Linked DNA regions of Homo sapiens: regions 1, 2 and 4 are each linked to region 3. The links are chromatin loops, found by intact Hi-C in ENCODE. Cell type or tissue: endothelial cell of umbilical vein. All regions are shown on one strand. Region 1 overlaps GRM5 (glutamate metabotropic receptor 5). Region 2 overlaps NOX4 (NADPH oxidase 4). Region 3 has its middle 95 kb from the start of TRIM77. Region 4 has its middle 33 kb from the start of GRM5.

What was found. A loop is a pair of places that touch in the nucleus more often than their neighbours do. Peaks named below come from ENCODE experiments on the same cell type or tissue, not always from the same donor. Only the 100,000 strongest peaks of a DNase experiment are listed, where the experiment ranks them.
Region 1: a loop joins it to region 3, with 10 times the contacts of the local background. A loop is called at or near these places in 4 of 110 quality-filtered maps.
Region 2: it touches region 3 in a loop (10-fold over the local background); 26 of 110 quality-filtered maps call a loop at or near these places.
Region 4: it touches region 3 in a loop (11-fold over the local background); 40 of 110 quality-filtered maps call a loop at or near these places.

Annotation. Positions count from the first base shown.
Region 1 is chr11:88,551,844-88,559,843 of GRCh38, forward strand. All of the region lies in intron 8 of GRM5 (glutamate metabotropic receptor 5), which reads right to left. Among named protein-coding and RNA genes, the nearest start is that of GRM5-AS1, 51 kb to the left of the region's middle. RefSeq lists a silencer at 598-892. In endothelial cell of umbilical vein, a CTCF peak has its summit at 757 (motif pointing left); a DNase peak (open chromatin) is centred at 3,418; H3K27ac peaks cover 2,595 bases.
Region 2 is chr11:89,329,740-89,337,739 of GRCh38, forward strand. It overlaps NOX4 (NADPH oxidase 4), which reads right to left. Exons shown (of 18, transcript NM_016931.5): 16 at 7,708-7,776; 17 at 6,106-6,206. Among named protein-coding and RNA genes, the nearest start is that of TYR, 160 kb to the left of the region's middle. In endothelial cell of umbilical vein, a CTCF peak has its summit at 4,155 (motif pointing right); DNase peaks (open chromatin) are centred at 2,522, 4,162 and 7,552; H3K27ac peaks cover 1,767 bases.
Region 3 is chr11:89,611,199-89,619,198 of GRCh38, forward strand. No RefSeq gene overlaps it. Among named protein-coding and RNA genes, the nearest start is that of TRIM77, 95 kb to the right of the region's middle. RefSeq lists a silencer at 3,343-3,637. In endothelial cell of umbilical vein, no CTCF peak of the experiment used is centred here; a DNase peak (open chromatin) is centred at 3,413.
Region 4 is chr11:89,094,721-89,102,720 of GRCh38, forward strand. No RefSeq gene overlaps it. Among named protein-coding and RNA genes, the nearest start is that of GRM5, 33 kb to the left of the region's middle. In endothelial cell of umbilical vein, a CTCF peak has its summit at 3,371 (motif pointing right); a DNase peak (open chromatin) is centred at 3,461.

The DNA.
Region 1 (8,000 bases), 1.1 Mb before region 3:
TCTGAAGAATTAACACTGGAAGCAGAACTCATTGAATTGTAAAGGTATTTTCACTGTCAAAAGTGACTGGTAGGAAGATATTTAGGCAAGCCTTCTTCTATGGTGTGTGAGGTGTATGTTTTTAAAATCTAGCATCAACATTCTAGGAAACAGCTACAGCTCATTTTTTCCAACTTTTAAATGTCACATCTTTTTTTTTTTTTGAGTCAGGATCTTTGTTGCCCAGGCTGGAGTGCAGTGGCATGACCATAGCTCACTGTTGCCTCAAACTCCTGGGCTCAAGTGATTCTCCCACCTCAGCCTCCTGAGTAACTGGTATGATAGCTGTCTGTCACCACATCTAGCTATTTTGTTTAATTTTTTTGTAGCGATGGGGTCTTGCTATGTCATCCAGGCTGGTCTTGAACTCCTGGCCTCAAGTGATTCTTTCCCACTGGCCTCCCAACATTCTAGGATTATAAGCATAAGCCATCGTGGCTGGACTGTTATATCATTTTTATGGTTATGGAAATGTGATATCAATGATAATCAGCAAACCAAGAGATGAAATTTAGAAATTTGTATTAGGAATCTTCTTCAGCTGGTCCATCTGGGAATCAGCACCTCTACTCTTACCACTGCTTCTGCAAAAGTTTGTCTCTGCTGCTTACATTGAGCTCTCTGTGCAAACCCACAGTGGTAGTCTTTGATTATTGCTACACAAGCTGAGTGCATCTTGGGCAGAAAGGCTTTCTCACTGGAGTTGCCCAAAGAACTTCGCCTGCCACCTACTGGCCAGGAAAGGGACCTGGTCGACTGACTGCTGGGGACCAGGTTAGGGGTTGAGGGGAGAAGAAAAGGAGGAGGAAAAACAGTCCATAGACTGTTGACACACAAGGTCTGATTCTTCTCTAGCATTACTGAGGATGGTCAGAAATGCCCCAGAGTTTAAAAGCTGTCTGCTCCTCTCAGCCCATAACTCGTAGTCTGTCTGGCACTATTCTCCCTGGAGATACAGTCACAGAGCAGTGTCTGTACAGTGAATGCAATTAAACAAAAGCCTCTAAAAATTTCCAAGGGGAAATTAGATAACATGTGCTTTGATGTAGGGATTTGGAGTTTGAAGGTGAAAAAGACAGCCAAGACATCAGAAGTCTGCAACTGCTTAGCTCCAGTTCATCACATTAGCATTCTGCTAACATGTCTTTTTTTGTTGTTTTTTAAAGTTTTTCACTAAAGTCAATTTGCTCAGTTTTTCTCAAGTACCATCGGACATTTTAAACATTCTTTAGATTAAGACAAGTCCTGAAGTTGGACTTCTGTTGTGAGTGAATGATGAAATCAATTTTTCTTGTGTTTTTATTAGTTAATCAATCAAAGGGAAAAGTGCTTGCTAGTCCATTTGGGCTAGAACATTTGGTTCTCATTTTGCTATGCTGGCAGGCCGTAGCTCTGTGCATGGATGAGAAAAGTCTACTTTTGTCCTGGTCCATTCTCCAGCAATAAGCCGTACACTCAGCTGTATCCAGTGGCTAGATAGTTCCTGAGAGATGTGTCCACAGTTCACTCAGAGTTCCTGTTCCCCCTCATTTTCCTCTGATGTTCCTTCTGTGCCTTTTCTGCATTGTCATAATGTGTCTGCCTGAGTCAGAGCACAATGTCTGGTGTGCCTGACTCTCACTAATGGGCCAAGTGTGGTCCTGCTCTCTTTAGCTTCTAATCAAGACTCCAGTGGGATCCAGAGTAAAAGTGAACAGGCCACAGCATAGGGGAAAATTAAGATGGATGGTATAGCACAGCAGGAGCTTGTTTATCCCTGAGGAATATAAGTAGGGGGAATTGGTAGAACTTGCTCTCATTTTCACACCTTGTATTACCACGACAGTGATTTACTGAGTATCTACTCAGAGCCAACCTAGGGATGAATATATTCTTGTCCTCAATGATCTCTGGTAGAACATGCATGTTGGGGGGAAAAATACAGTGACTTTCTGTGTGATACGTATGACCAAAGTAAAACCTTGTAAGATGTCATAAAACCTCACAGGAGTTTTGGGTAGGGAAGACCAAAATCTCCTCTCCTTTTGCCTAATCCAAGATAGTCTACCTTTTAAGGAGTGTTGTGGTTAGGAAAGGATCATTCATCTGGGATCCAGATCTTATGAAGGGTGTATTAGTTTTCTATTGCTGCTTTAAAAGTTGACCACAAATTTAGTGGCTTTAAAGCAAAAGAAATTTAATATCTTACAGTTCTGGAGATCAGAAGGCTGAAATGGCTTCCACTGAGTTAAAATCATGGTGTCAGTAGGGCTACATTCCTTTCTGGAGGCTGTAGGGGACAATCCATTTCCTTGTATTTTTCGGCTTCTAGAGGCTGCTTGCATTCCTTGGCTTCTATACCCTTCCTCCACATTCAAAGCCAGCAGAATAGCACTTTCAAATGTCTCTCCGACTCTGGCACCCCGCTTCCCTCTTGTAATATCTTTGTGATCACATTGGGCCCACTGGATAATCCAGGATCATCTTTCCTTAACATAATTGCACCTGCAAGTCCCTTTTGCCATGTAAGATAACATAGTCACAGGTTCCAGGGAATAGCATGTGACCATGTTTGGGGGCCATCATCTGGCTACTAAAGAGGACTTCCAGGTTGATATTATTCTATCCTATTACTTCCCTTGTTTTATTCATGCTATTGAAGATGTAATAAGATTTTTTTGTTTAATTTAGCTTTTGTTTTTACAGCAATTCTACATGATGATGCTGAGATACTAGCCAACTTATATCCCAAGTTCTTTTCTAATTCCCTGTTAATTAACTATGTTCCTGCATCTGGCACTGATGCAGTTGTTTGTTTGGACCTGAATGTAGGGGAAGGGCAAATAATCTTTTGGATTGGACATTGGCTCCTAGTGAGGTGAAAAAGTGTTCCCCTCAACCAGAAGTGGAGAAGGTGGATGAAGACTTTTCACATAATCTCTGAGACTGCTATGGAATTTACCAGATGGGCAGAGTGGAGAGTATGCTTAATAACCAATAGCAAGCCTCTTATAATGGCAGTGTTATTATCTTACCCTCAGGTGGGCCAGCAATGTCCTAGAGTTTAATGAATCTGCAAAACAAAAGTTTGAATATGGAGCAAACAGGAAGGAGGGAACAATTACCCACTTGACATATCCTCTTGAAAGCTTACCAGTCATGGTACTGTGGAAAGAACATGCTGTTTGGACTCAGACAACCTTGGATGTCAGGACCATTTGTGTCCCTTACCAGCTATGTAATCTTAGATCACTTAACCTCCCTCAGCTTCAAGTTTCTCACTTTTAAAACAGAGTTAATAATATCTGACTCATATCACTGGTGTGAGCTTAGAATATGTAAGTCCATTGTTCTCAAAGTGAATCTATGTTGTGATTCCTAACCCAGGAATGTCATCATTACTTGGAAGTTCCTTAGCAAAGCAATCTCTCTGGCCCTACTCCAGACAAACTGAATCAGAAACTCTGGGTTGGGAAGTCTTACCCCATAAAATAGTAGTACGCAAAACACATGGAAAAGAGTCTCACGCGACTGGACTGGGACTTACTTAACAAATGCTGATTGTAATTATTCTTTTCACTGGGAGCCTCATTATATTCACCATGCTTTTTGCTTTTCAGTTACTGTTTGTTTTGGAAGAACATGGCCAATGACAGATTTATGTTTGTTTACCAAGTTGTGGTCTCTCTTTTTTCTCAAACTAAAAAGTCACATAAATAAATGAAAGAAACAGCATTATTAGTTTGTATTTCTGGCTGTGCCGTTTTAACTCAGCAGAGGGGGAGTCACGCACTCTGGCAACTTCTTTATCCAGAATGTGCTGTCGTGATGCCACAGAGCAAGGCTAGGCACAAAGCTTATGCACCTGAGAGATGCTGTGACTATTTTCTTCAGTTGCTTTTTTAAATTTTTTGACTAAATATACATGAAAAACATAAGCGCACACATACCTCACCAAATACAGCTTCATATTATATGATGCATAAAATTTATTGCAGTGATTTATCATTTAGTTTCTATGTAATTAAGTAAAGATGGATCCACATGTTCTGGGCCAAGTTAAAACTCATATTTTTTATGAAGAATCATAAATGCACTGCCAAACCACAACAGGAATGAGGGAAATGGCTAAAACTCACAAACCGCCTTTAAACCCTGAGGAAAGTTTGACTTCTAGAAAAGCAGTTAAGCAGAAACTTATTAACTTGCCACCGAAGGATGTAATGAAAATTTGGAGGGCCATGGATCCCCAGGATAGAGCAATGATTTCCTAGTAGTTCAGGCAGGATTCCTGAAGTCAAATATTTCCATGTCAGTAGCATTCTAAAGAGTAAAGTCATGTAACCTACTCAGATTGTCACCAGGACTGTCTATTAGGTGGGGTCATGAGATGACCCCAGGATTAGTGAAAAGAAAACTCACATTTCATGGATATGAACTGTGGGACACATTCTTTTCTTTTCTTTTTTTTTTTTTTTTTAGATGGAGTCTTGCTCTGTCACCTAGGCTGGAGTGCAATGGCGCAATCTTGGCTCACTGCAATCTCCACCTTCTGGGTTTAAGCAATTCTCCTGCCTCAGTCTCCCAAGTAGCTGGGATTACAGGTGCCCACCATCATGCCCCGCTAATTTTTATATTTTTGGTAGAGACAGGGTTTCACCATGTTGGTCAGGCTGGTCTTAAACTCCTGACCTCATGATCCGCCTGCCTTAGCCTCCCAAAGTTCTGGGATTACAGGCATGAGCCACCATGCATGGCCCTGTGGGATACATCCTGTATTATGTTCACAGTGGACCTTTGAGCACAATACAGAGTGAAATGAATATTTTTGTCCTTATTTTCTAGAGGCTCTGAGAATTTAAGTGCTTAGTCTAGGGTCCTGGCTTATAAATGTCAAAGTCAGGATTAGAATGCATGTCTTCGCTGACAAGGCTCACTTCCCTATACCACACTACTTCTGTCAAATTATGACATGAGAGACACCGACGGCTACCTTGTTCCATCAGGGTCACTTGGACTGATTTGCCTATATACCAAAAAAAGAAAAAAAATGTTGCATTTAGGGTTATTTCTCTGGGACTAAAAATCTGTGTCAAAATATGTGGCAGAAATACATTCATCATGACCTTATTTATCAACAGTAACAAGAACAAAATGAGATACATGCTTGAGAAAATAAATCCACCAGTAAAGCAATGTTGGAATGAAAAAGAGCTTTGAAGATACATAGACCTGCGTTTGAATCCTAAATTTTGGTTCTACCACCTATTAGTTCACTAACTAAAGGCTATTAGGCCTCTATGTGCTTCCGTTACTAATTTTTCTTTATATGTGGATAGGCGATGATAGTTTCTATTTTAAAATACTATGTGAAGATCCAATGAGATAACAGATAAAAGTACTTAGCACAGTATCTGTCATAAAGTAGTTGCTCATTAAGTGTTTACTGCATAAAGGATGAAGCAAGCCATTATTAATCCTTATCATCATAGCACAGATTAATTTATCTCTTCTCTAGCAGAGAGGAGGGGAAGTTTTGATTGCATATGGTGTGTGGAGGCATCAGGCTGATGCTGGGGAGGTAGCCATGAGTATTATGGAATTGGATGTCTAAAGTGGGTGTTAAGAAGGGAAAAGAGGCAACTGAAAGGAAATTGGGAAAGCTGGAAGGTGGTTGGCTGATGGCTCCTTGAGGCTAAGCTTATAAGGAAACAATAGAGGATCCTCCTCTGCCCCTTCCCTGTCAGCTTCATCTCCTGTTACCTGCTGACACACATTTTACATGCTTGTGATTCCCTGCACACACCATGTTGTTTCATACTTCTGGGCTGTTGCTCCTGTTGTTTCCCAGTATGGTGTATTCCACGGTTTTCACGTGGCTTAATCATCCTTTTTTTTTTTTTTTTAATACTTTAAGTTCTGGGGTACATGTGCAGAACATGTAGGTTTGTTACATAGGTATACACGTGCCATGGTGGTTTGCTTCACCCCTCAACCCATCACCTACATTAGGTATTTCTCCTAATGCTATCCCTTTGAGATTCAACTCAAGTGTCACCTTTCCTGAAACCTTCAAATTGGACTTAGTTTATTCTTCAGTGACTTCTGATTTCTCTGTGCATTTTTCTCTCTCATCACTTCATACTCTAAAACATTGCTTTGTGTATGAATTGATCTCCCCCACTACTCTGTGAGCTTTTCCAAAGGGCAGGCTTTGTGTCTTGTTTATCTTTATTCTCCCAGAACTCAGCAATGTACCCAGTATATAATGATTATTCTAAAAACTCTGGTTGAATTACACTGGACTGAACCAAGGTGGGAAGCATAAGGATCCTTTGCCTATTTCATTTCACTTCAGATTAGGCACTCTCTCCAAAGAAAAGTAACTATATCAGGGTTTGTGACTCAGCTCTTGGCGATTTATGGCCAGGTGAGTTTGTAAATACAGCCCCACATTCGAAACAACAATCCCAGCTTGTTGTTCTCACTGCTTTTGGGAGCTGTCATTCCAGTCAGTGTTTCTGCAGTTCCTCATTAATTGTTATTATCCAAAGTAAGCACCTGTTGAATGCCATTGTGCTAAGGGATAGGTGGGATTTGGAAAAGGGTTGCAATTTCTGCTGTTGAGATTTCACAGGCTGCACTCCTGTAATTTTGTTCTAAGGGGAGAGAGTGGGAAAGGGTTAGATGACTTGAAACATTGACCTGCTGGCAGGTGGATCATGAGGTCAAGAGATCGAGACCATCCTGGACAACATGGTGAAACCCCATCTCTTCTAAAAATCCAAAAATTAGCTGGGTGTGGTGGTGCGCGCTTATAGTCCCACAACTTGGGAGGCTGAGGCAGGAGAATCGCTTGAAACTGAGAGGTGGAGGTTGCAGTGAGCCCAGATCATACCTCTGCACTACAGCCTGGCAACAGAGTGAGACTCCATCTCAAAAAAAAAAAAAAAAAAAAAAAAAATACAACAAACAACACAAACACAAAACAGCATAATTCTCAAAGTATATTTATAAAGTTCTATTTTTTTAAGTTTGTGGGACTTCTTGGAGGGAAAAATTAGTAAATAGAAGCAGAGTAAAAATGTGGTTTATAAAGAGCTCATAATAAAAGTTTATAATAAAAACTTTGTAACTAAAAATATTATACCAAAAAGTAGTGTAAGTCTTCTCAATTCCTGTAAAAATATTATACATAATAAAAATAAGTCAGTCAGATTTTATTCTCATAAAGAAAATCTATACAAATATTTGAAAATCACCACCAAATTTCAGGCAGTTCTTAAGGTTTAAATTTTATCTCAGAAGCTTTTGTGTACTCTATTCACAATCAAATTTGGTTCATTCAGGATATGATGGAATCAGAAGTGTGCAGTGCAATAAAGATGCAGGGAGCAGTTTTCAAGGAAATTCCTTGGCGGGGAGTTCTACTCCTCACTCATTAATCTCAGTTTTTCCTCAGTTAGGGCTGCCATGTTTGTCATAAGGGCTGGAATAAGGAACACAGCTTAAAGGTTACCTGAGTGGGCTATGAAGCTAGCTTCCTTTTATTCTAATCCTTCCTCTTCTACTTACTATCTGAATGGGGAAGTCAATTAGCTTCTGTTTGCCTCAGTTTCCTCATGTGTACAATAAATGAGCTAATAATGCCTACCCCATAGATTGTTGTGGATATAAAAAGATTCATTACATTTAAGGGGTTTAGAGCAGTGCCTGGCCCATAGCAAGTGCTCAATAACTATTACTCCCTAGCTTCAGCCTTTTCTTGTTCACTGGCAAATGCCAGTGCAGCTCAGACATTAGTTATTTATCCATGTATTCATTTAACAAACATTTTTGAGTATTGAGTATGTGATTGGCACTGTGCACGGTGCAAATGATACAGAAAATGAGTAAGCTCCTCTCTTTAATAAGTTCATGGTATAGTGTGTGTCTGTGGCGAGTCTAGAGATGATGGTGCAAAAGAGTCTTTCAATTAAACA
Region 2 (8,000 bases), 280 kb before region 3:
ATCAAGACATCAACTATTATATAACAAGCAAATTTGATGCCAAACAAAAATATTTTTTCAGAAATGAAGATGGAATAAAAACTGTATACAAACAAAACCTGAAAGAATTGTCAGCAAACCAGCACTATAAAGGACACTAAAGAAAACTACTCAAGAAGTAGGAAAATAAAATTAGATAGAAATTTGAATCAACCAAAGGAAAGAAGGACACCAAAATAGTAAAATCTGTCAGTAAATATAAAATATTTATTTTGTCTAATTTCTAATATTTTTAATATATGCTAGATGTCTAAAACAAAAAATACTAATAATGAGAACTATAACATATGTATATGTAAGATGAATGCAAAAATAGCAAAACGGATGGAAGAAATGGAAGTACATGAAGTGTTACAATATTATTCAAAGTACCAGCCTGGCCAACAGAGTGAGATCCCATTCCTACAAAAAATTTTAAAAATTAGCTAAGCATGGTGGTATGCAACTGTAGTTCCAGCTACTCAGGAAACTGAGGTGGGAAGAGCTCTTGAGCCCAGGAATTCAAGGTTGCAGTGAGTCTAGATCATGTCACTGCACTCTGGCCTGAGCAACAGAGCAATACTCTGTCTCTAAAAAATAAACATAAACATAAACATAAAAAATAAAATAGGCTGTGATAAGCTAATGATGTATACTGTAAACTTAGAACAATGTTTCTTTAATTTTGGCTTCATCAGAATCATTTTAGAGACTTCATAGAACACAAATAGCTAGGTCTCCCCATCCCTAGTTTCTGATTTGGCAGATCTTGGATAGGGCTCAAGAATTTGCTTTTCTAACAAGATTCCAATTGATGCTGGTCCAAGGAATCCAGTTCAGGAACCAACAACCTAAAGCAATTACTAAAAAGAAAAAAAAAAAAAAATACAGAGGCATGGCTAACATTAGAGAAAAAAGTGGAATTATAAAAAAAAATTCAACCCAAATCAAGGTAAAAAAAGAAAATAAAACAAAGAAAGAACAAATAGATAAGTACAAAGCAATGGTGAACTGCTAGATTTAAAGCCAACTGTATTTTCATTAAATTAAATGTAAATGATTTAAACACTGAAAATAAAAAGCTTCAACATAAAGCAAACACTGATGGAACTGTAAAGACAGATAAATTCATAATTATAGTTAATTATTTCAATACTCTGAGTAATTAATACAAGCAGACAGAAATTCAGTAAGCATATTGAAAACTTGAACATCACTATCAACCTATTGGAACTAATTGGCATTTGTAGAATGTTCTATCTAACAATAATGGAATACAAATTCTTTTTAAGTGCATATGGAACATTCACCAAGATTGAACATATCCTGGGCAATAAAACAGGTGTCAATACATTTTAAGGGATTAGAATCACAAGGAGTTCATTTTTAGATCAAATCCCAATTGAACTAGAAATTAAGAACAAAAAGATATCTGGAAAATTTCCTCATTTTTGGAAATTAGACAACATTTTAAAATAACCCATGGGTCAAAGAAAAAACATAAAAAATAAAAAATATTTGAACGAGATGAAAATGAAAACAAATCAAAATGTATAAGTTTTAGCAAAAGTGGTGTTTAGAGGAAAATGTATAGCATTAAACACTTTTATTAAGAAAAACAGTCTGAAATCAATGACCTATGTTTCCATTTTAAGAAACTAGTAAAAATTAAAAAAAGCTAATTAAACCCAAAGTGAGCAAAAGAAATAAAAATATATGAAAATAAATGATGTTATACTTAATAAAATTTAAATTACTATTGAAACATAATGTAGCTTCCATTAAAATGAAAAGAGAATTGAGTCATTTTATTTCTTTGTATAAACTTTCTGTCAACGCCATATGATGGCAATAAGATACCATTATTTTCTTGCTTGGCTTTGACAGGGCAATTATAGAGTTAGTTTGGCAAGTCTTTCAGATTTCCTAAAGGCCCTTGTTAAATACTTGATAATAAAATCAAGTATTAATTATAAAATAAATAATAATAAAAATCATTATTTTTAAATCACACAGGATGTTATGATTTTTGTGTTTCTTTAACATTTTCTTTTGCAATTATTAACTAGCTTAACTCTCTGATATCCTCTCCGTGTGTGTGCGATTTGAGGATTCCCTAATGTCACTCTCACTAACTTAATGAAATCTTACTTTTTTTTTTTTCTTTTTCGAATTCTACAAGGAATCTTTGCAATTCATTTGTACTAAATTTGCATTAGAATGCTGCAATCCAACAATTATCTGGAGACCTGTCTACTAGACCTTTGATGGAATGAGTGGAGGTAGATTCGGGTACTAAGAAAATGTGGTTTGGGGGTAGACATTAGAAACTAGTTCTATAAATGTTCATACTTGCTTTTTCATGTAGATTTGTAAACGCAGGATCTTACATAATGAGAACTTAATCACCCCGGAGAGCTTATTCACTCGTTGTATTACAGATCCAGGAGAAGTCACTTGACTCAGGGTCACAGGAGTAAATGTGAGAGACTAAACCTAGTTATTCTTAAATTGTATTGTTTGAAAACACTACAAGGCAGTAAAATAAAGATATAATCTCAAAGATTTCACCCAATCCCAGAGTAGTAATTCTCTACTCAAAAAGCCAAACAAAGTTCAAATTTTCTTTCTCTCTTTGCATCATGAATAAACTTCACAGCTCAAAACAGGATATACATTTTAATTACAAACAATAGGAAACCAAGTTTGGGTTAGATATAATAAATAATTTTCTAATAGTTTATTAAATACTAAATGGTTTACAATGTAATATTTAGAATATCTCTATTTCAAAATAATTAGTTATTAATTCTTTTAGTGTTACAGTTAACATTCTGCTACAGCATTCATAGTAAACATGGGAATTTCTTGCAGCACCTCCCTACCTCCCATCTAAGGGGAACATGGTAAAATAAGATTGCCACTCTTTATCTGTGACAAGCTGACTATGCCCTGCTGTAAAGCACAATGAACTTGCAGTCAGGAGACTTGTGTTCATATCTGCATTCTGGCTCATTAACCATGGCTTTTGATAAATCATTATATTTTGAGGTCCTAGCTTCTTCATTTGTAAAATAAAAATGAAGGCAGGTTGACTCCCAAAGCTCCTTCACTTTCCATGATCATATAATACCATCATATAATTCAATTTCTGAATTTAAAAAAAGCAACAAAAGAAAGGAATGACTGTCACACACATGTGGAAAGTAAATTAATTCTGACTTTTAGTTTTTGTAGAGCAGTACCTAAATGTGTATACCTGTTGAGCCAGCAATTCCAACTCAAAGATCTTAATCTACTGCAATACTCTCACATGAGAAAGTATGTACAAAGATAATTACCACAGCACTATTTTTAACTGTAAAGAAATATAAGTTATCTAAATATAAAGAATTAGGGTAGTAGGAGTCATGTTATTCATACTCTAGAATACTTTGAGGTACAATTATACAGAAATTGTCCATGATCAAAAGAAGCACATCATTAAAAAGTTAGCTCGTTCTTCCTAGCAAAGCCAAGAAAAAAATAAAACAACAAAAACAACAAAGTAAGCTGAAGAATTACTTGTCATAGATTCAATTTTTGTTAAAAAACTAAGGTTTTGATTTTAAATATATATCACACACACACACATACAAACATATGTTTACATATACTTTCATAAGTACACATACACACTCTCACACAAACTTACAAAAGCTTCTGTAAGAATACATAACGAAGAGTTACCAGTCATTACCTCTGGGCCAGAAGGGTTTAATGCAATTTAAATTTGTATTCTACATAGTATACTAACCTAATGCCTACTGGTTTAATAAGTAATCACTTTCTGAAAGATAAAAACTGTTGCCCAACCCATGATATTTTAAAATCTTAACTTATATGCCTGTCTTCCCTACTGTTATCTCTATATGTTTTCAGCAATTTGTGTGCATGAGGTTAATCAAAATGCTACATTGTAAATGAAACCATCCATTTACACAGTGCCTTTGTCCAGTTAATGAGACCTGAAGAATGTTGATCCATTCTTTTCCTAAGTATGCTACATAAAAATCCTTCAGAAAATGTAAACACATTTCAGGCACCTGCCTGAGAACCAATACACAAAGTCAAAGTGTTGTACAAAATGTCAACAGCAGATGGTGCACATTTGCTCTTCTTAAACCAGTTTTCCATTGTTTCCAGAAAAAGAACAAACTACCAAATATATACACACACACACAAATCGCTCTAAAACACAAACAGCCTAACAAATGAGACTTCTTGAGAACTAACTGTAGGAACCAACAGCCTCAATCTATTTCCCTGTAAATAATCTGCTCTTTAGGGATTTGGTTTCTGAATTCAGCCAAAGAACTATCAGTTTTCAGCAATATACAGTGAAAATCAACAAAAAAATTCTTGTCAGAAGTCAGTAAATGGCACTAAAGAGGAACATGTCTGCAATGCATAGCAAGAGACAGATGAGTATGACAAGATTATCACATCTAAGATGGGTGATACTGGAGAAAGATGGGAAAGGAAGATAGCCAAAAGTGGGTTGAAATCATTTTTTTCTAAATTTCAACTCTGAATATTACAAAAAAGTTCTGCTTTGTAAATCATGCTTACATCTTCATCCCAAAACTACTTCATCAAGGGAAGGGTAATACTACAAAAGTGTTTTAAACATGACTGTAATCTGAATCACATGGGTAACGTTATTCCTTCATAAATTTTGCTTCCCAGCCTCCATTCTGTAACTTCTAAAACAAAATCTTTGAAGGTAGAGATAGGGATCATCTTGAATCAGTGATTTCTTCAATAAATAATATTCATCCATGATTTCCTAAATTGGATTTTTTAAAAAATATCCATTTAATAAGCTGGCCTGTACATTTATAATCAAATATCCTTTTGATGTTTATAAAAATATATTTTAAAAATTATGAAGTGTTCAACTATATAAAGTAATTGAAATGATAACTCAAGCCAGAAGTAAAAATTAACACTAGAGTCTTATGATTACAGGCAATTTTAAAATGAAATATTTAATTTATGTTCATTCTTTTTGCAGAAGTATGATTAGGATTAGGTTAGCAATAAAAATATGATTAGTTCAAATGTAAAAATAAATTGAATTTTAATAAAATTATATGGGTTAATGGGACAGAAATACAACTTAAATGAAAGAAAAAGAATGATGTAAAACATCCAACTGCTAAAAGAAGAGTTTATGTATTTTTGTAATAAATGACAGTATCATCTAGCTGTATTTATATTCCAGTGGATATGTTTAAAGAAATTATGTTAATTACAAAATGTCAATATCTGCAATATGTTAGAAATCACATCTTTTACAACTGTGTAAACTTATGATGAAACTATTTAGATGTAAACCTAAAAATACGTGAGTGGTTATATAGTTTTCAAAATCTTCTTAGAATTCTTATAGATCAGTGCTCTGCACTATGATAAATTTACAAAAGACAAATGGGCTGGCTGGTCTGTGCCCTGAAATGGAAGCTTTCCTTCTTAGTAATTTCTTCAGATCATAGACACGTAGTCCATAAGAACAAGATTCTTTATAAAATTATAGTTTCTAAATAATATTTTTGGAAATATTCTAGGTTTAAAGACTGCATATTACAATGCAGAGAGTTTTTTGAAAAACAAACAAAAAACATTCATTCTGGTAAAAAAAGGTACAAAAAATGTGATTTTTAAATGAATTCATTGTTAGAACTAATTGTAAAATTCTTTGTTTGGAAACATGATTTTGAAAACTTTTCCTAGGATCACCTGATATATGCTGTGGGAGCGAATACCCATTTTTAATATAGGCCTATACAAATTTATAATCAGATAGGAGAGTTTAGCTCATAAATACACTGTAGACTATTTCTAAGCCAAACTTTAATTATTTGGAATTACAAAAATGTAGGACGATACCTGCCTTACTTCTTCCTTTGATAGTGAAAGAGTGTTTCAGTGAATTTGTCATTGGTAAACTCATTGCCAATTCATTTTCAAACTTCATGTAATTATTTGAAAATATTTTAATTATTTTATTAGCCACATATCAAATTTTTGAGGTATAGTACTTACCCTCTGTTATATTTTGCTATTTCATCAAACAAAAGTTTCCACCGAGGACGTCCTATAAACAGTCTTGAATTCAGTGCATGATATTTTTCTCCAATTATCTTCTGCCAAAAAGAAAGCACTACATTATTCGATATTTAGTTAAGTAAACCAGTTCTCTAACATCATTTCTGCTGGTGCTGCGGCTTCCCACCAAATTGCTGTGATATAAAGAATGTAAGTATCAAATGGCAACCTATCACGTACAATTATTTCAAAATATCATTTCCTTTCTTCTTTCTTTTAAAATTCATTATCTCCTTGAATTCCATTTGTTTGTTTTTAAACAAACAAACAAAATCTATTCTGGTAAAAAGGTAGAAAAATTTGATTTTTAAATGAATCAATTGTTAGAACTAATCTCCTTGAATGCCATTCTGACAAATGGCTAATTTTCTTAGACTTCAGTTAGTTGTTTCATCTTTAAAGAACTGCAGTGTAAGACAAAGAATGAATTCTAATTGGTCAATCTCAAAAAGGCTCAGCACATAGACTTCAACATTGAAGTATTTTGGCACCACAAATACAGTTGTCATATTTGGCTCATTATATAAGTAAAATACTACAAATTGTCATCGTAAATTTGGGGAAATAATCCTAGACAAGACAGCTCAAGACAGCAAAACTCCAAAATTGGGTCTATCAACAAATGGCTGTGAACAGGCTCCTGTTTGCAATTAACAGAGCATTAGATCTAAATCAATGTGAAGAGTCAGAGTGAACTGCGGAGAAAGGAGGAAGTATCTGAGTCCCAGGCAGGCAAACTGAGAACCAGATGCAAATTATGCTTCATACCTTAATTATCGCAATACCAGGAGGAAAAGTGATATTGACTTACTTCGTGAGACTGGTAAAATGAAATACTATTTACATACCAAGTAGGGTAGAAATACGACTGGAAAACTTAGAGTTAGATTAGTTTTGAGGTAACTGAAAACATTCAAATGTTGTATTCCAAGTATTGTGAAAATGTATGACAAAAAGTACTAAAATAAAATTTGTGAATGCATTCATGCCTAGATTTATACACCAGTCCAGCTCTTCAATGTTGTCTTCAAATATTAGTTTCATCACTTGCAAAATGGGAATAACATTTACTGCTTGACTCTGTTTTAATTACATAAACTAATATATGTGAAATTATTAGCATAGTTCCTAGAACAGTAAATAAATAATGCATGATGGCTATCATTATTTTTTAGTTTTCTTTGTCTAGAAATAAGCTTAACTGTATACGAACTCATCTTCTCTCTCCACATAAAACATTCCCTCAATAAAAAGAAATCATAAGGCTGTTCATGTGTAGTCTGAATTTTAGAAGAACTTGAGGCGATAGTGAAGAGGGGAGGGGCAGACTCAAAAGCTCCCTGTGAGAAGGACAAATGGAAGGCATAATGTGGTTGACTTCAAGGACAAGCTATGACTTTCCTGGACATATTCCAAAGGAGGCTTTCCTCTAGGAAACTTCTGTTCGAACCACCTGCAGGAATTTTCTTCCACCACAGCTCCTACAGTAAATCTATTATCAAGAGGCTTGTTTAATTTACGATAACATCAACCACATACCTGTATCCCATCTGTTTGACTGAGGTACAGCTGGATGTTGACATAGTCAGGTCTGTTCTCTTGCCAAAACTGAGAGGACAGAAAAAGGAATAGACTTATTACAATTCTGTGGGTATACTCAGATTTTCTCCTATTCTAACATACTTGATTCTAGAATTTAACACAACCTAGCTTATCATAGTCAATATCTATAAGAAAATGAATACACACACACATACATACACAGAAATATATATAACAGATTCTAACGTTAATAATCTGGCCTCTTGGTATTAATTAGTTCTGATGGTGGT
Region 3 (8,000 bases):
CTCTATCATATCACACATGCTCTTTGTTCATAACCTGATATATAATCCTTTCTTTTTTATTTGGTCAAAGAACTATTCCAACATGGACCTAAAAAGGGTATGTTTGGTTTCATGGTAAAAGACTGAACTGAGGTGCCTTCTATTTAATGGTGCATAAAGAACTATGCAGATCAACAGATTTTTTTTTTCAAACAGCCCAAAGCTGCTTCTGATCAAAAATTCAGTGAAACTTGTTCAGGAAACCCTGGAGATTAGAAAGGAAGGCAGAGTAAGATCAGTTCTGTGTGCATTTTCCCAGAGGCAACCCCATCTGGCTAAAGCACCTGGGTCTCAGTCCCCAGAAACTGCCAGGTGGCCTGCCAATGTAGAGAAGAGAGTCCTTGGGAAGTTCCACCTGTGCCTTTTTCTTCTATGGGAGTCATTCTATGGGTTCAAGCTTCTTTTCTGAGGACAATACTGCATCCTGCCTCCATTGCTTCTTGTCCCCCTTTGTCATGACGGAGTATGCCTCTGACTTTGATATTAGGATTGGATCCTTCCCTGAATCTCCCTCAAATAGCACTTACTTCTCCAATTTAAAATCTAAAACTTGCCCTATGCATACCTTCCCTCCCTCATTACAATACTAGTTCATAGGGTTTGATTTTGTAGAGCTTTGTTAAAGAAGTTTAGATTTAATAATTTTAAATGAGTCATTGATTATTTTGTTCTGATAAGTCAATATTTTAAGATGATGTTCTTGTTCATGGATTCAATGAGCATAAAATTTGTGGCTGGAATTGATTGGGAGCAGATAGAAGGACTCAGAGTTGTACTAGCCAATAATCCAGCCATGGTGTGATGGGATATTCACACGGCTCCCCCTGCCTATGTCCTTTTTTGGAATGAGAAAAGAAAAAGTTGTATCAGTGGTTTACAATATTTATGGTAGCTATCGGCAATGCACATTGAATGAGCAAACTGCTAGATGCTATTCTTCACTCAATGTGCTCGCTTAAGCAAATAATAAGAAAAATATATTTGAAAAGGGAAGACAAAGTTTGATCATAAATATATTCTTTCTGAACTTCTGCTTTCTGGTCATGTAATTCACTTTGGGGATTACAAAGGAAAAGTGAAAGTAGAGTCAAATTATTAAGTAATGCGTTATTAAGGAAGTCAGATGTGTCAGGTTGGGGATGTTCTGGCACAAAGTTAAAAAATAACTTATGTCCTGGTCCTGGTGCTGGTACCAATTGACTGTGTGATATTTGGCAAAACGCTTAGGTCTATAATTTTTTCAGCTATAAAAAAAGATATTCAATAATAAAAACTTTAAGATTTCTTCTTGTTCTAAAATTCTATGATTATAAAATACATAAATAATGGCTGAATTTAGAGAAAATTCATTCTTTCCTCTTTTATTCAAGCATTATCCATCATTCTTCAACCATTGTCAATTTTTCATGTGTACTTATATTTTATTAATCTATTGCACATGTGAACCTATCTCAAAGCCTGTTTAAGAGGAAGCAGCATATGAATAAATATTTACTATATGGTATTTAACTGTAATACAGAATAAATAAAACCAAATATAATAATAACCATTATTTCTTAGTAAAATGCATATGATCAAAATTACATTTTTTTGGAGTTGTAATATTGCAATGTTTTGAAAGCAATAAGATATTTTCACACTGAGGAAGCCAAGTTCAGTTGTTTGTTGATAATTTGAGGAAGTGCACATATAAGTCACATATAGAAGGCACCATTAACTTCTCTGGTGAAGAAAGGCATTAGTATGGGGAATTCAAAAACAATTACATTATATCTTACTCTGAATGGAGTTTACAAAATTATGCTTAAACATGTCAATGTCTAGTGTCTTAAGGACTAACGATACTTCAAATTACATAATGGGATTCCAATCCAGTTTAGTTTCACATGCAACCAGAGCTCTGAAGAGAATGAAAATTATCACCTCTAATTCCAAGCAAAACTGACTTCCTTATTTCTTCAAGTTTACTTTCTCTAAGCAATTAATATTTTCATTTAAATAACACTTTCTGTGGATTAGAGAAAGCTTGGTGTCAGAGACTTGTATTTAAGTTCTGACATCTTCTTTTACTAGCCATGAGACATTGAGCAAGGCCATAAATTCTTTGAACTTCAATATCATCATTTGGCAAGTAAAATTTATAATAGAGTGATAACTATACTATGTTCTTCAAAGGGATATGGCTAAGATATAACAAAATTGTTCGTGTGGAAATTATTTTGAAAACTAAGTTTATAATGACTTACCAGGGATAACATAAAACAAAATGTAACAATATAAAGAAACAAGTGACATTTGCTGAATTAATTATATTAAATACAAATGCTATGAAGTAAACTGAATTAAAACAAAACAAAACAAAATATGACTTTACCTTCAAGGATGACATGATCTGCCTTTGAAAACATATAGGCAAGAACAACTAATATTCTTCAACTAACACCATAGAAGTTTGTATAAATCTCTAAAACTCTCTGCAGCTCAGTTTTCCTTAGCTATAAAGAGTGAGTATTGGTTTGGTAGTCCCCATGTTTTCTGGAAGTCCTTAACGTATTATTTGAGGAGACTATTTGGAAGAAAGCTGACATTTTTAAAAAGATTTGGCATTAATGTAAGAAAATGTTGTAGTATATCTTAATTGCAGAAACAAGAATTGAAAAGAACAATAGTATCTTTAAATCATATCAATCTCTAAGAATAGTGAGTAGAATGATTGACTAAATAACCTACAAATGAATAACACTCGATAGTGACTTGGATGTTTATGATAACCATGACAACAAAACACCATGTTGCTAACCTATTAAGAGTTTCTTTAAAAATGTAAAGTACTGTGAGCCATCATGAAAAACTGCTAGGTTTTCAATTAAACTCTCAACTTTGGCATGTGTGCTTCATAAGACCATAAAATGGGCACTGTACTTTGCACGGTGCCATGTGATACTGTTTTCAGTAACCAGAGCACTAAAATTCTGCAAGTAGCATCAGTCCTAGGCTGTCAGGCAGAACAAGGCACGGGTGCTTCATCTTGAGGGAGTGGAACTCTGCATTTTTCAAATCAAGTCTGTAATAAAAATGATCCCTTAGACCATATAGTGCTATATATATCTATATCTATATAATCTCATATGATGCTGCCAAGTAGGTACAATAGGTAGAATTCTCCAATTGTATAGATGAGGGAAAACAACACATGTGACTGAGGTTATGTAGCAAATAAATGACAGAGCCAGAACTAGACCTTGTATTTTTTAACCTACAGTCTAATCTTGTGTTCTGTATGCTTGTTTGTTTTCCTGCTCCAGACTTGTCAACAATAATTATGGCTATTATTTTCCGAGCACTTAACTACGTGTCAGGCACGATGCCGAGTTTTTCAGATACTCCCTTTCTTGTAATCAATTTTTTGTCTTTGCTGCCCCCTCTGTCAGAAAGAAAAAAAAAACTCATTGTATTTAATAAGCAAGGAAACTGAAGCTTGGGTAGAAGAAACACAGCACCTTGACGATGGTCACATAGCTACCAAGAGGTAGAGCCTGGACCCACAGTCATGTCTGCCTGTCTTCAGCTTTTCCTATCCCCTCACTTGGGCAGCTTGTATATCTCTGGCAGCTGCCATCTCAGAAGTTTCTTCCTCAAGAGGTTGTGTTTCCTTGAAACAAAAAGCAGTTTGACTTAGAAATATCAAGACAGTGCAATGAAAGACCTTGCACTATTGCCCTTTTAGGGTCTATGATATCTAAGATTGGAGTGTGATATTATTTTATGTGACCTATACATGCTGAGTTTAAATCTCATGCCAGTCATTTTGGAGCTGAGCTCTCTATAAGGCAGTTTTTCTCAATTTCTACACTACTAAACATACTCAGTAACTGTGGATAGGGTTCTATGCATATCTACCTTCGGTCTTCCTCTTGTTTCACATGCTCAGAAGGATTTTTCTCCTGAACATTGACAAATATTATTTTAAAACTTTCACACAATTCAGGATGCTCAAATATATTTCTCATTGTATTTGAGCATCTTAGAAACTAAGATACTCTTGAAAAACATTAATTCCATCTTCCACTACAAGTGCTTATTCCGCCCCTTCTTTCTTTTTCCTTCCTACCTTCTTTCCTCCCTCCCACCATTCCTTTCTTCATTCCTGCCTTCCATTCTTCCATGTAATAATAATTCAGTGTGGCTGCTAATCATGAATGTGATCTTTGAGAACTCACTGTTTAGCTGAGGCAAGAGCCCATGTAGGTGTTAAACAACTAACATGTAAGAGTAACAATGTGTCACAGAACATACATAATGTATATTTTAATGTCAACTCACAGAGATCATAAAGAACAATTTCCTAAGAAACACCTGAACTGACTCCAGTAGAACCAAAATACATAAAGAAGGAAGGGGAGAGGAGAAAATTTTGTAAATTTCAAAGAGAAATCAATAGATTAATGTTAATTCAGTCTCACCTCCCAGCAAATCATTCTACTCTGTTGCTAAGCAGTAAGTACAGACCATATGCACTTCTCCAGTCTAATATGTAGTCTCAAACCTCTTTTTCTTTGCCTCTGCTGTCCCCTCTGCCTGGAATAGACTCCCAACCTCCCATGCAAACCCTCCTGACTATTTTTGAAGGTCAGCTCAAGGGTAAGTCTATACCATCCTCTAGCCTCTCACAGTGTGTTGCACACAACTCCACTGTAACGGTCACCACTTTGCTGTGTAAATGCTTGTTCCTGCTCTCTCTGTGCCATACTGTGTTATCTGCTGTTTCAATCCCAGAACATCAACAGTGTGGAGCATTTAGTAAATACTCAAGATATGTTTCAGGATTAGATAATTCTATAAAAGCCTGTGTCAACTTGTTCTATATAATAATTTGGGTATTAGGATAGTGCCTGTAAGTGTTAAAGGCTCCATGTAATTCAGACTGTTCTCAAAAATATTTACTCTGTGGTTCGACTCTGAGTAAAATAATGACAAAGAAAATGGCTGAGAATACGAGAACCCACACTATGGAAGGAACTACATGCAATGAAAATAGCTAACTGAAACATAAATATGCACAGAAAGAGATAAATGAGGCATTCATACAACAACAGTGTCTGAGTCTACCACAAGTGGGTTATGATTACAGGACGCTGTGGAGCAGCATGAATAAAAGATTAAGTGGTGCATATTTTAGGTAGGTGGATGGGTGAACATTGCAGAGAACTGGTTTTAAAAAAAAGCAAGAATATTCAGATTAGGTATTCAGAAATACCTAATATAAATAATTCATTTTCCTCTGAGAGTGAAACCCAAAAATGACAGTCACTAAAAGTATATTTACATGACACCTTAAACAAATTTTGTGTAATGTTTTTATAATAAAAAAATGAAGCAATCTCTAGATGGAAAAGGTATTTCACACAATGTGTACCACCAATATACAGAGACTGTGTAGAAGTGAGAGTGACCATAAAGGTTTCCCCACTTCATGGTAGGTCAAAACCTAGCAGAGACTGTGTTTAGAATAAAATAGAGTATGCAATAGGTACTCATTATTCTCACTTATGCTGACTTTCCAAATCATCCCTGGTAGTAAAGACCTCTGGCTACTTTCCAAGAAATTAGCAAAAGAAGGGAATAGAATCACTGGATGTTAGAGCTTGAAGATTTTGAGGTTCTTTTGCCACCCTTATTTTCAGATGAGGATATCTTTCACAGGCCAGAAAAGTAAAGAAATCTACCAGGTGGTCAATTATTCTAAAATGACAGAACTGGGGCTAAAATCCAGGATTCTCGATTCCCAGTCCAGTGCTCTTTCTTACACACTAAGCCATGCCAAAATCCACTCTAAAATAAAACCCTAAATCTACTAGCCTTAACATTTATAAGGTGTTTCCACAAGGACATAGGTTTTGCTCCATGCCTCATGTGAGGTCTTTGTTTCCTTCTTGTTTAAAGAAAGAGTGACCTGGACAACAGTCTCATAGTGACATCTGGTGACTAAGTCAGGGTAATACAAAACATAAGAAGAAGACAAATAAAGTATCAATGTGCTTTTGTTTGTTAAGATTTAGGTAGGACAATTAAATCCAAAACTTAGAGGACACATTGTAATTCCTAAAGATTGTGTTTCATGGTTCCCTTCTTCTTTAATATGTCTACAAACAAGGTGATGTTTTATATTAATTCTCTTTTTGTAATAACAGTGAATTATTGCCAATCTTGTGGCATCTGAGTCTACATAAGCTATTCAACAAAGATTTATGAGAACCTACTATGTGACAGAAGCAGTTGTAGCTCCTGGGGACACAAAGCCTAGTTGTGGAATTAACCCAATACAGCAAACTATGAAATAATGTGATAAGAGCTAGAGTTAAGATATACATAAAATATGCTGAGGAAAGAGTGACTGACTGACTGGTAAGTCATAAATGCCTTAGAGAAAATGAGACCTTTTTAACTTAGCCTTTAAAAGTTATTAGGAGTCCACCTGACTTAAAAAAACAAAAATTCTCAATTCATTCTCTCAAATGCAACAAAAAGCATCCAAAATAAAAATATATTTTTATTAAAATTCATTCTATGAGTGTGATTGTCAGTGACATTGCTTCATTATTGATTAGCTTAGTCCCTGTAAAGAAAAATTATATGTTGCTGTTTCTGGTCAATAACACAGGTAGAGAATACCTAGTATCCTCAATATCTTCTATTTCCTATTTCAATTTCTGGTACAGAGGTCTGGGGAAGAAACCCCAGAGTTGCCTGCCTTTAAGTATTCAATTGTTACTTATATAGGGTCTTCTATATATCAGGTTCTCTTTATGGTGCTGGAAATGAAACAGTGAACAAAATCCATGCCCTCATTGTACATATATTCTAGAGGGGAAAACAGTCAATACATAGATATGTCACATATGTAGTAGGTTAGATGGCTGTAAATAGGAAGAGAACTGTGCAGGGATGGGGTTAGATAGTGCTGGGGTAGGAAAGCGTAATCTTAGATACGGTTGCCAGGGAAAACCTTCCTGAGAAATTGGCATTTGAGGAAAGGCCTGAAGGATGTGATGGAAGAAGATAAGCAGATATTTTGCAGATATTTAAGGAAGAGAGCTCCAAGAAGAGGGACAATCAGAACAAAAGGCCTTTGCTGGGAATGTGCTAAGAGTGGAAGCACACCAAGGAGGACAGTGTGGCTAATGAGTGAAGCCTGAAAAAAGTAGAAGAAATTAGGTCTGAAAAGAAGTGGGGACCAGATCATGTAGGGCCTTGTTAGCCTTGATAAGGAGGGTGGTGGGAATCACTGTAGACTTTGGGACACAGAGGGTGACAAGACCTCTGACCCAGATGCTATGTTCAGAACGGATAATAAGGAAGCAAATGCTGAATCAGAAATACCAAAAGTAAAGGATTGTATTTATCCAAGAGACAGCTGATGGTCATTTCAACAAAAGTTAGCAGTGGAAGAGGAGTAATTAGATTCTTGACACATTTAAAAGGCATAATTAACACAACTGATGGATCGAATATGCATGGGGAAATGAGAAAAGTCACTTCGAGAGTGACTCTGAATTGCTTAGGCAATGGGAAGAAATAGACATTTAATGAGATAGAAAATGTGCAAGAGGACCAGGTTTGGAGGAGCAGGACATCAAGAGTCCAACTTAGGATATATTAAATTTGATGTGTCTATTAATTGTGCAGGTAAGGATGTCTAGTAGGAGTTGAATAGAATCTCGAGTTCAGGGGAAATAACATTTGACCATCATCAATATTCAGATACTATTCAAAGGCTATGTGATATCACCTTGTGAGTGAATGCTGATAGAGAAAGGATCTAAGGACTGAACTCCAGTGAACTCCAGTGGAGGGATGAGATAAATGAGTAAACAGAGCTTAGGGGAACATCTAAAGTGAATAGGAAAACTGAGAGTAGCTCCCAGAAGTCAAGTGAAGAAAGTATTTTAAGAAGGAGATA
Region 4 (8,000 bases), 520 kb before region 3:
TTTCCATTTATTTCATTTATATTTTAAAATTTCCCTTGAGATTTCTTTCTTATCCATGTGTTACTTACATTTCCAAATATTTGAAGATTTTCTCATTTCTTCCTTTATTTCAATTTAGTTCCATTGTGCTTGATGTGCATACATGATTATAATCATTTTATTAATATTTTATAGGTCCAGGATATATATCTTGATGTGTTCTATGCACATGTGAAATAATGCTTTATATGTTTTGTTGGCTATAATGTTCTATAAATAACAATTAGGTCAAGTTGGCTGATAGCTTAGTGCAGATCGCCTATATCCTTACAAATGTTTTTCTAATTATTTTATCAATTATTTTGAGAGAAGCATAGAACTCTACAAATATAATTGTGTATTTTCTATTTATTCTATTAGCTATTTCTTTTTGTATTTTGAACCCTGTTATTCTTTGCATACCCATTTTGGATTATTACATATTCTTATTGAATTTAACCCATCATAACCACATAACCACCTTTGTCTCTTATTCCGAAATCAATTTGATTATAATTTGGCTGATATTTGCCTGGTATATCATTACAAATTGAATCCAGCCATATATTTTCAAAAGTGTAAGATATCATTATTAAATAAGTTTAATTTTATAAATCCAGCATTATGTCAGTGGAGATTAAATTACTGGAGAGTAATTTAATTAAGTATATAAACAAAATACAAAAAAGTAATAATTATCTCAACTGACCTACACAAATATTTGACAAAAATTCAAAATGTATTCGTAATAAAAACTTGCACGACAGTAAGAATTGAAGAGAATTTTCTCAAACTATTAAAGTGTATCTTTGAAAAAACTCACATAAGAGTGAAGAATTAAATGTTTTCTCTCTTGAAAATCAGAAACAAGTCAAAAATATTTTTTCTTTCTAAAATCTCTTTAATATTGTACTGGAGATAGATCATTACTAAAACAATATGACAAGATAAAGACAATGTATATGAATTTGAAAGGAATAAATGAGTATTTATAGATGTCATGATAGTCTATGTAAAAATTCCCACAAAATACACCCCTCAAAAGCTACTAGAACTAATCAGTTTAACAAAATCACAGAACAGAAAGTTAACATACAAAATGTAGTTGTATTTTTTTACACTATCCACAGTGTTATTAAGAGAAGTCAAAAGAGGTGCTTAGCACACAAAATTTAGGATGGCAATCACTTTCAAGGCTGTAGTACTAGCAAGAAACAATTTTAAATTAAAATTTTAAAAATGTTTGCAGTACCATCAAAACCCTAAAATAATTAGTGATGAATCTGTAAGATAAGATATAAAGTTGAAATTATAAGGGTAGAATCAGATTTTTTTTTGTTGTTTTGGTAAGAGCTAGTGGTCGGGGAAGAGTAATTCCAAAATTAAACCAGGGAAGATTCTATGTCTTGACTATGGTAGGGGTTACAAAACCTCATACAGTTGGCCAAATTTATGTAACTAAATTATTTAAAAGAGTATATACTCTGTGCACATTGAACATCAATAAACTTGACCTCATCTGCAAAATATGTCAATGAAGAAATATGAATTGCCTAAAACCTAGTATTGATTAATCACATCAGATTACTATATTAGTGATTCAAATGAATGTCTTGGTTCAGAATGATACCATGTGGTCACTATCAGCTTTCTCACATTCACCTATTTTAACACTGACTATGCTATCACTTATTCATTTGTTCACTAAATCATCCTCACATTTATCTGTTCAACAAATCTTAATGTGTGTGCTGCAGGACAATCATTGTACGTAATAGAATAACCTAAGGGAATAGATTCAGGGGTCCTTTTATCTGAGTCACAGTTCACCTCTATTTTATCAGTGTGACCTCAGGGAGTTATATTATGTGTGATGCTCATGTTTTTTCATCTGTAAAATAATGTTAATATTTACCTCCATGTAAAGCTGTCTTGGCACAGTGATTCTGTGGTATATCATGTGTGATTCTCATGTTTTTTCATCTGTAAAATAAGGTTAATAATATTCACCTCTTTGTAAAGTTCTCTTGGCACAGTGTCTGGCACATATACATAATAGAAAGTAAAATATTTTCCCTTCCCTTCCCTTTATGCCAGCATTTCTACGGTATGACTTCTGTGCTTTTGGTGTCAGAATCACTTGCTATATATTAAAATCTAATCTTTGAGAATATAATTGCAGAAAGTACAATTTATTAAGCATTGAAATTGGGCATGCAATGATCATCTGACGCCCCTAGGCTTCACTTGTTTTCACCTTCTGCCTCCATTCTTTTTTTTTTCCACAAGCAAAATTCCCACCTGCACAATCTCCCTTAACCTCCAAAAACAATTTTAACCTCGAACTATGATGGGTTTTATTTTCCTAAAAGTGTCATCAGAGGGCCTTCTGTATTATTTTGAGGGTGCTTAAGAATTCAGATTTTGAACGTCCATCCAGACCCACTGAACTATAATTTGGGGAGGTAGGAATTCAGGAATCTTCATCTAAATAAGCCTCCCAGGTTATTCTTATGCTCTGTTAACATTTGAGAACTTTAGCCAAACCCAACAATCACACTTTCCAAAACTCTGATGATATTTGGGCTTAGTTCTGGCAACCCAATTCATATCTACTGTCCTATTCCTGGTCCTCACTATCTAAGCAGCAGGACTGGGAGACCTCATTGTATTTTTACTATGCAGATTTTTTCTCAAACCTGCAGTCCCATGAATGAGGGTTGTTTCCTACTGATATCTCTTTATTCTAAAAGTATTGATTGGGCAACTAGTGGGTGTCAGGTCCTAATATAAGTGAGGATATAGCAGTGACAAAAGAAAAAACAAACAAAACATGTTTTCCTGAAGCTTAGTTTTTAATAATATAGACAGCCAACTAAGAAAATTGAATAAACATAGCATGTTAGATGGTAAAAAATGCATTAAAGAGAAAAGAGAAACAAGGATGGACATAGAAATTTGAAGATATTTTAAGCAAGATGACAAGGAAAGGCCACACGAGGAGGTGCTGGTTTACCTGCTGCTGCTTGTGCTTTCTAATATTGCTGAATGAAAAGTAATATTTTCATTGTTATTGACATGCCTACCCTCTTATTGGAAGCATGAGAGTAATTTAGCATGTTCCTGGCCTCATACAGCCTGCTTGCCTGGCCCACCACATGAAGTCTCTTGCCATAGCCTTAAGATGTCAGATTCCGTGAATGGACTTGGTTTTCTAGAGCCAGGAGCTGGGTCTGGCTATGTTTTCTGCCCCATGTCACTTTTCCTAAATTGGCCATTACCAACCACACTTAGAATAGATTCACCTGGATTTGAAGGGTTAATTGCAGTGACAGGCTACCACCAGAAGAGGGTAGCAGAGGGTTGCAGAGTAAGAGCTGCTGCTGGCCTAGGTCTTCCCCTACTGAAGAATGAAGTTGTCTTCAAACAAATGGCTAATATAGTCAGTCAAGAGGTGAGTTCACTGGCTAAAGCAATGGCCTGAGAAGAATGTTATTTATAAGAGCTGGGACTGGTCTTGAATTTCACATGCCTTGGAAGAAATAGGGAGTATAGTGTATCAGAGACGATTCTAGTGCCCTTAGATAATATAGATCCTTAAAGTATATCCCATAACATGAATGTCTACTCTACTATGGCCTCTGTCTATTCTTCAGGTTCCTCTCCTGTCATTCCTACCCATTCAACCCCTGTTAAGTTCCACCCAATGAAGAACACAATGGCTTCTAAGCATACCATGAGATCTCAAGATTCAGACCTTACTTTTCTTTCTTTCCATAGTAAACATTTATTAATCTCAAGTCCCTTGCTTAAACTGGGTATATAAAACTGAAGCCTCAGATCATTCCCTTATTTGGGAATAACATGAAGGTGGGACCCAAGACCACCTCTGGGGTTTATCGCTGCAATTCCAGGGACTAGCACAGTACCTGGTACCTTATAAACACTCAATAATTTTTCTTGCAAAAATTAATCAGTTGATTATATGAGGTAATTAACACAAATGGGAATTATTACAGTTCTTCTTTCTTAAAAGGGCAGCAGGATGACAAATTTTATTTCTACATTGTGCTCTGCAGAAACCAGATATAATACCTCCTCTGTGAGGCATACCTAGCAGGAAGCCTTCCACATATTGAATGCTTTGAGCAGTCCCCTGACAGTGATATCAAGCAGATAAAGTTGAAAATGTATTAGAGGGAAGCAGTAGTTTCTTAAAACGGTCATCACCCATGACCCTTGGTTCAAAACAGCCCAGAGGTCATCCTTGTCCCTTGTGTTCCTCAGGACCAGGACACTGCCACCTGTCAACTGCAGCAGATTTGCCGGCATCTCTCTCAAAACAAAACTAACAGGAATTCTGGTTTAAAAGTCACACAATATTCTTACCATCTAAAGCCGAAAAAAAAACAGAGAAAGGAATAAGGATTGACGTTTTTTTTTTTTCCTTTCCGACAATGTTGTAAAAACGAACAAAATAAGACAAAAAAAAAAAGCATTTATCTTTCTTAACCTTTATAAGATACCTGTAAAAATGTATTATTTTAATTATTATCATTTGCCTCATTTCTGAGAGGTAGTGAAATAAAGGGACGTAAAAAGGCTTGTTTGGGTCAGCCACTGAGGTCTTTTCATTTTAGAGCCCAGGTTTGTTTGTTTGTTTGCTTCTCTTCTGCCATGTTGCCTCAATTCAATTTAGTGTAACTCATGTATTGTGTTTTATAATTTACAAAGTGTGCTAACATTGATTTTCTAACTTATCCATCATAAGTACCCTATTGTACAGATAAAATACTAGTTCTATCTTTGGACCGATAAGGATACTGAAGTCATAACAAGAACACATGAATTTTGACTGTAAATATGGTCTTCCTTGAACAAATGGGCTCCCCTTGCAAAACGATTCAGTCTGCTTAAATTATAACCAAGAATAGGCCAAAAGCAGGTCTTTGCAAGGGGAAATCTGTGCTTTTAGTCTTACATGGGTGCTTAACTGCAACTCAAACTTGTGCATATATAAGGCAGTAAAAACTTATACAAAAATTGCATTTTCTTTATTCAAAATGCAGAAAAGAAAGCAAAAATCAACATTATCATTTAATCACAGTCCCCACTGCTCTCTCATATATTTGTGTTGGGGAGGGAGGTTGTGGATAGCATTAGTATCATTATTATCAGATAAGTAGAGGAAGAATAGAGACCAGGTGGAATTGGCCCAGTCGTTTGGCAGAGTGAATTAATGAGTTTTGGGTTGTTTAAAAAAAAAAAAAAAAAGTAAATGTTAGTGCTTACTTTGGCAATAGGGTCTTATAAGGATTAAATTAGTTACATAAGAAAATTAGGGGAATACATTTGGTTTTACCTGAATTAATACCAGGAGGTAATAAAGGGAAATTCCCACAATAGCAAAGAATGATCCTTTGGCAGATCTGAAATCCAAATTGAAACATGGCTATGAGAACTGACCTTCCTCATAATGTCAGCAATATTAGAGAGAAACTCAAGTATGGAACGTGGGGTTCAAGCTAATGCAATGCAGAAATTAAGAAGTAGGGAGAGCCTAACTGAGATATAGATTATACTTGAAAATCGCAAGATGACTAGTCAATTTTTCTTGAGCAATTATTGTATGCCAGCCTTATTTAATGCATTTTCCATACATTTTTAATTTAATTATCACAATTCTATTAAGTAAATACAATGATCATCAACACTGTACAAATGAACAATGAGGCTTAGAGATATTAATTTTTTCTCAAAATCCCACAGGAAATAGAGACAGGCTGGGAATATTTAGGTCTATCTGATCCAAGTGCCTGTGACCTTAATTATTATTCTTCATAACTTCAGAACCTGGAAATATAATTTATAGCAGAAACTTTTTATCTCTAAATTATTCATTAATTTATATTCAACTCTGTCACATAGAGTTAACAAGACTTCCAAAAATTATGCTAATAAAGCCATTGCTTAGGATGCTTCCTTATTATCACCACTTAAATTATAATCAAAATGAGCTATTTAAATGAAATTATCTCACAGTTTGCAAGTTTCTCTTCATTATACCCAGGAACCAAATGCATATGTCAAGGAAAAGCTTAGGTGAGGCTTTCCTATTTAGCTTTTAGAAATGTTGACTTCCAAGGACAACTTGGTATTATAGAATTGTTTAACAACTCTCAGGTTATTTGCATCTATATAATGGAAGTGTGAAGCAGCCTCCATATGCAAAGAGATAATGATGGTTCTGGACCTACAGCTAGTTTGAAAATGTTCATTTCAATAAGCATGTCCTCTGTGACTGGGTGTGGTGTCTCACACCTGTAATCCCAGAACTTTGGGAGCTGAGGCGGGAGGATCATTTGAGGCCGGGAGTTCCAGACTAACCCAGGCAGCATAGTGAGATCCTGTTTCTATAAAACAAAACAAAAAATAAGTATGTTCTCTGAGTTGGGCTGTGATTGGTTGTGGCACTGGGGATGAGGGGAAAGGACTAAAAATAAAGGTAACATTTGAACCCTATCCAGGAAGAATGTATGCTTCGAATGAAGAGACTAATTTATTACATATTAAATAACTGAGAATTTTTTCAAGAAAATTCACTAGGGAATGATAATATGCTGCTTTCATAATGTAAATGGATACCAATTCCTGAGTGATTTCTACTGCCAGGCACTATGAAAGAAAATTTTCATAGACTATTGTATTTAATCCTCACAACAGTTCTATAAAGTATTTATTCTTTACTTTCATCTTATGAATGAGGAAACCCGGATTCTGTCATGGTCATGGATATTTTGGGAATGAAAGGTATGGGCTTTCAGTTTGAGTGTATGAAGTTCTTGGCTTCCTTTCAATCTGGGATCCAGTGGGTCTTTGAAATATTATCATCTAGAACAAATATGAAATTACTTCCACCTATCAAAATCATATAATGTCTTACAGTGCCTGCTATGTCTTATTCACTCTAAAATTGCCTTGTTGGATGATCAATGTATCAGTTAGGAGTGTTTGGCGATGCAGGTAAAGAAAACCTGTTAAACGATTACTTAAGATACATGGATTACAGCTCTCACATAACAAGCAGTCTGGCAGTAAGATGCTGCCAGTATGGTTAAAAGGTTCAGTGAAAGCTGAGCCAACATTATATTGTTCTCTTTGCTGTTTCCCATGGTGACATGAATGCTGCCCCAACTTCAAGTATCATATTTTCATGGCAGTAAGAATGAGTAAAGGGATCAGTTCATCTCTGTGGGTCTCCAGATAGCTAAAATCACAACAATAATAACCATAATAATAACTTACATGCATTTGTTGCTGCCTGTTTGCCAGGTTGTGTAATATTTTTCTATAGTTTTTCACATAACTCTTATAATAAAATGAGATGGCACTATTATTATTATCCTCATTTTACATATTATAAAATTGAGACACAGAAAAGTAATGTCATATAGTCAAGGTCCTACAATTAGTAATAATGAAAAGCAAGATTGCAGCTCTGTTCTTTCTGGCTCTAAATGTGGTGTTTTTAATCCTGTGCTACGCTGATTCTTACAATCAGTAGATAAGGGCTTGAATATATGGTTATGCATCTAACCTTTAGAGCCTATTTGAGGTGTCTCCTTCTACATCAATCCCTTCATAACCCACCACACTTTCAAATTCCCTTTCCCCTCTTTTCATTTGCTATGTATTTGTCACATCTTTTACAGCACTGTATTCTTTATTCTATTAGTCATTTACCACATTTTCTTATTTCTCAGATTCAGTTCTAAGAACCTAGTAGGCAGGATCCATGTCCATTATTAAGCGCCAGCATGCTGCAAGTGTTTAGTAAATGTGTGTTGAGAAGTCAGCTGAAACCCCTCTCCTCTGGTCCCGCTACTTGCTACCTAAACTCTCTCAGTGCCATTTTAAAAAGTATGCTGAAGCTGGGATTTCCTTTGGCTAAGTCCTATTGCTTGGCTTCTTTTTTGACTAGA